2 separate regions of the Homo sapiens genome follow, and region 1 is linked to region 2. A link is an interaction called in ENCODE POLR2A ChIA-PET data of the cell type or tissue named here. Cell type or tissue: MCF 10A. All regions are shown on one strand.

Region 1 (2,500 bases), 130 kb after region 2:
GTACGTGTGCGGAGCTTTATGTCTGTGATGATGTTCATCTGGGTAATGCTGTTTGGGGTCATTTTTTTTTTGCTTTCTATTTTTTATATTTTAATATTTTATAATAGGCATTACTTTTATATTTAAAAGTCATTCTAAAAAAATTAAGTGTCATACAGTCAGACGAGCACAACTTCTGTACCACCTGGTGTGCAGTAGGCGCTGTATTTGCCGAATAAGTGGAAAATATTTTGACAGTTAATGTTTTGCTGCAGAGCCACACTGCTTAGCATTTTCAAAGTTTGGTTGCTTTGTTTTTAAAGATAAATTATTTAATACTGGTCTACATCTTTCTGCATAACTAATTAAAATTCTTATCCTGGATTTTTTAGTTTCTGGAACTAATGCAACTGAAGTATCATGAGAAAGCTGCAGACAAAGGGGTTTATATCATTGGAAGCAGCGGCTTTGACTCCATTCCAGCAGATCTGGGAGTAATATATACCAGAAATAAAATGAATGGTAATTATTGATCAATAAGCAATAATGGAATTTAACAGTACCGTGCAAAGGCTTCATGTTTCTAACTGTGGTGAACTAAAATCTAGTTGAAAAAAGAAACATAGCCATAAATGGGTAATATTAAACACATGTTTTGTTTTTAATATAGCTGCACTTTTAATAAAATGCTATTGAGACTATTGTTGAGACATGGATAATACTGTATTTTACAGTGATATATTATTGTCTCAGTATAGTTTGGGCTGTAAAATTTCTGGAAAACAACTTTGGCAACGTTATAAATTCAAACTTGCTTTGTTTAGGAATCAGCACATTTTAAAGCATAATTTGTATATTATAGTTAAAAGGTTTTAAATTTTTAACCGTCAAAGCTAGAAAGTATTGAACACAGAATTGGAGACACTTATTTAAGAATGGAGAAAATAATGTTACGATAAAACATTTGAAGTTACTGATGTTTTGCATATTTAAGAGTGTCTGGTTTAGAAAATTACCTGAGCAGGGTGTGGTGGCTTACACCCATAATCTTAGCTACTTGGGAGGTTGAGGCAGCAGGATCTCTCGAGGCCAAGAGTTCAGGACCAGCCTGGGCAACATAGTAAGACTCGTCCCTAAGAAATAAAAAAAAATTAGCCAGGTGTGGTGGTGCACACCTGTAGTCAGTCCCAGCTCCTCAGGAGGCTGAGGTAGGAGGATCACTTGAACCCAGGAGTTTGAGGCTTTAGTAAGCTATGATTGCACCACTGCACTCTAGCCTGGGTTACAGAGTGAGACCTTGTCTCTTAGAAAAAAGCAAAAAAACAAAAAAACAAAAACAAAAAACAAAACTGAAACAGGTAACTTCAGTACCATATAAAGTGTTCTAGACTTAAAAAATTGGAAAATGTTCCAGCATATATTAAAAAGTTAGCATAACTATGAAACCAAAGTCCAACAAAGATAGCACACACACACACAAACTACAAATCTTGCTTATGAAATTAAAAGTAAAAAGAAAATACTATATAAAATTTTAATCCAGTGCCATTTTAAAAAGTTTTTTAAGAGACAGGATCTTGCTCTGCCGTAGCTCACCGTAACGAATGCCTGGGCTCAGGCAGTGCTCCCTCCACAACCTCCTAAGTAGCTAGGACTGCAGGCTTATGCCACCATACTCAACTAATTTTATAAAATTTTTGTAGAGATGAGTTCTCACTATGTTGCCCAGTTTGGTCTTGAACTCCTGGCCTCAGGTGATCCTCCCACCTTGGCCTCGCAGAGTGCTGGGATTACAGACGTGAGCCACCATGCGCAGCTCATCCAGTGGCATTTTAGAAGAACAATATATTGAGACCAAGGTTTAGCATTAGGAAGTTATGCAATTATATCAGAGGTGAACAGCTATATGCCCATCTCAAAAAATGATTTGAAAATTGAGAATTCACACCATTTACTGATTTTACATTTTTAGGAATAGAATAGTTTCCTACATAATAAATGTCAGGGCTGGGCACGGTGGCTCACGCCTGTAATCCCAGCACTTTGGGAGGCCAAGGCAGGTGGATCACCTGAGGTCAGGAGTTTGAGACCAGCCTGGCCAACATGGTGAAACCTTGTCTCTACTAAAAATACAAAAAAATTAGCTGGTCGTGGTGATGTGCAACTGTAATCCCAGCTACTCGGGAGGCTGAGGCAGGAGAATCGCTTGAACCCCGGAGGCGGAGGTTGCAGTGAGCTGAGATCGCGCTGTTGCACTCCAGCCTGGGCGATGGAGACTCCGTCTCAAATGAATGAATGAATGAATGAACGAATGAATGAATGTCAGAAGGCAGTAGCTGTATCATACTTAATGAATGGTGAAACACTAGAACCATTCCAATTAAAAAGTGAAATGTGAATTGAACATCTACAAAATATTCAGTGTTCCAATCCTTAGACCTAATATGTCTCCATTTCTTAAAATAATGCTTTAACGTCTGTGAAGTTTAGAAGTTTTCTTCATGATAATCCTGTTTCTTGA
Region 2 (2,500 bases):
ATGGCGTCAGCCCCACGTGAGGACCGGGCAGGGGTTTTACAGTCTCCTGTAAACAGGAAGTGTCCCTGTCTGACGTCACTGCTACGTGGTACCCGGATGGCCTCTCTCTCGATCCTCAGGAGTAATGTCTTCCGGCCAGCCCTCTTCCTGCTTCGGCTACCTTGGTGACACATGCTGCTGGCGCAAGTGTGCTTTGGGACTGGGCCTGAGAAGGGAGGAGTTATTCATCCCCCCAAGCTTTCAGGCCCCGGGGAGAATCTTTCAACGCTTACAATCCCAGCACTTTGGGAGACAGAGGTGGGCGGATCACGAGGCCAAGAGATCGCGACCATCCAGACCAACATGGTGAAACCCCATCTCTACTGAAAATACAAAAATTAGCCGGGCATGGTGTCACCCGCCTGTAGTCCCAGCTGCTCGGGAGGCTGAGGCAGGAGAATCCCTTGAACCGGGGAGGTGAACATTGCAGTGAGCCGAGATTGCACCACTGCACTCCAGCCCGGCAACAGAGCAAGACTCCGTCTCAAAAAACAAAACAACAAGAAAACAGAACAAAACAAAACAAAAACCAGCCTGGAAAACATAGAGAACCTGTCTCTACAAAAAAAACAAATAAATAAATAATAAATAAATAATTTAAATTAGCTGGGCATGGTGGCATGTGCCTGAGGTCCCATTGACTCAAGAGGCTGAGGTAGGAGGATCATCACTAGACCCCATGAGTTCGAGTTTGTATGATCCTGCCACTGTACTGTAGCCTGGGCAACAGAGACCCTGTCTTTAACGTTTTTTTAAAAAAGAAGAGGTTTAAGAATTAGCATCACAAATTGCATGCTTGGGCAAATGTCTTACACAGTTTTAGTTTTTAATAAAACGTGTTAAAGTGTAAAATGTCTAATCAAACTTCTGAGAGGAAAAGTAGAGAATCCAAACATTAATGCTTATTGACATGTTCTACATAATTTAGATGCTAAATCCCAGAAATATTTATGTGTACTGATTGTGCCTTGATTAGAAAGCCTGAAGCAGGCTCTAGACAGTGGTGGAGCTTGCGGGAGTCACATAAATGCTGTGTGATCAACAGGATTTAAGCCCGTGGGTTACCTGCTTTTACAACCTAAGCACCAAGGGATGGGGAGCCTTGGCCGTTAGCAGCCTAAGGGAGCTCTTGTTCCCACGCATTTTTCAAATTCCACTGGAGTTTCATGAGGTTCGTTTTAAGACTGCCACCTGAAATCAAGTCCAGTGGCTGTTCCTGTCTTCCCGTCCCTGTATTGACATTAAAACCACTTAGTCAACACTCAAGTGCAAGAATAGTGTCGCCATGTTGTATGCCTAGTAAATTCTGGATGTACGTTGTACGTCACCTTATTTAACCTTTTGCCATTAGTTTACAAGAAGACGGGTTGAGCGAGTCAGGTTGCTTACTTTAGGTTAACAGGGCAGCTGGACTCCAGCCTAAGCTCTTCAGTGAAGCCCTGCATCACTCCCTCTGCAGGCAGAGGGTGCAACCCGGGGGTGTGGGAGGGAGCATGGCACACTCAGCACGTGGTAATTATGTCATAATCACATAATACATTCTTTTGGCCCGAGGTCAGGTCAGAAGGAAGTTGACTAATTTCCAGATTTATTTCAGTCATAATACCCGTGTCTAGTGTTGAGGAAAAGGAAGGGATGTTTCCTGTTTGCTGCTTCGGTATGGTTAGCCAATGACTGGAGGTATTTAAAAGGTGAGCACTGGCCAGGCACGGCAGCTCACGCCTTTAATGCCAGCACTTTGAGAGGCTGAGGCAGGCGGATCACCTGAGGCCATGAGTTTGAGACCAGCCTGGCCAACATGGCAAAACCCCGTCTCTACTAAAACTACAAAAAATTATATGGGCATGGTGGTGGGCGCCTGTAATCCCAGCTACTTGGGAGGCTGAAGCAGGAGAATTGCTTGAACCTGGGAGGCAGAGGCTGCAGTGAGCCGAGATCATGCCATGGCACTCCAGCCTGGGCAACAAGAACGGAACTCTGTCTCAAAGAAAAAAAAGTGAGCATTGTCCTTCACCCTCCTTTCCATTTTCATGGCATTGATCAGAACCTTAGAGGATGAAACATGTCAGAAAAAGGGAGCAGGGCAGAGAGATTCTTCACAGGAACCACATCAAGCGTGTGTTAAAATTTATTTCTGATCTGCCTTCCAAAATTATGCCCAAGATATGCATCAGCATTAATGGGTAAGGCGGTTTGAGGAATTCGGTTATGCAATGACTCAAAGACCCATTAAATCACAGAACTGAAGACATTTTTTTCTGTACATAAATGTGCCATTTTAACCATTTCATTCTACAGTTCAGTGGCATTAATTACATTCATAATGTTGTGCAACCATCATTTATATCTATTTCTAAAACTTTTATCTCCCCAAACAGAATCTCTGTGCCATTAAACAATAACTCCCAGCCAGGCGCAGTGGCTCAGGCCTGTAATCCCAGCACTTTGGGAGGCTGAGGCG

The links. Peaks named below come from ENCODE experiments on the same cell type or tissue, not always from the same donor. Only the 100,000 strongest peaks of a DNase experiment are listed, where the experiment ranks them.
Region 1: POLR2A ChIA-PET joins it to region 2 with 5 read pairs; 2 of 35 experiments call an interaction of 5 or more read pairs at or near these places.

What each region holds. Positions count from the first base shown.
Region 1 is chr1:246,739,801-246,742,300 of GRCh38, forward strand. It overlaps SCCPDH (saccharopine dehydrogenase (putative)), which reads left to right. Exons shown (of 12, transcript NM_016002.3): 4 at 372-501. Among named protein-coding and RNA genes, the nearest start is that of SCCPDH, 17 kb to the left of the region's middle. In MCF 10A, no CTCF peak of the experiment used is centred here; no DNase peak of the experiment used is centred here.
Region 2 is chr1:246,607,555-246,610,054 of GRCh38, forward strand. The region is part of intron 2 of CNST (consortin, connexin sorting protein); the gene reads left to right. It overlaps LOC105373271 (a long non-coding RNA gene), which reads right to left and starts at 1,516. Exons shown (of 2, transcript XR_001738569.2): 1 at 1,429-1,516. In MCF 10A, no CTCF peak of the experiment used is centred here; a DNase peak (open chromatin) is centred at 1,557.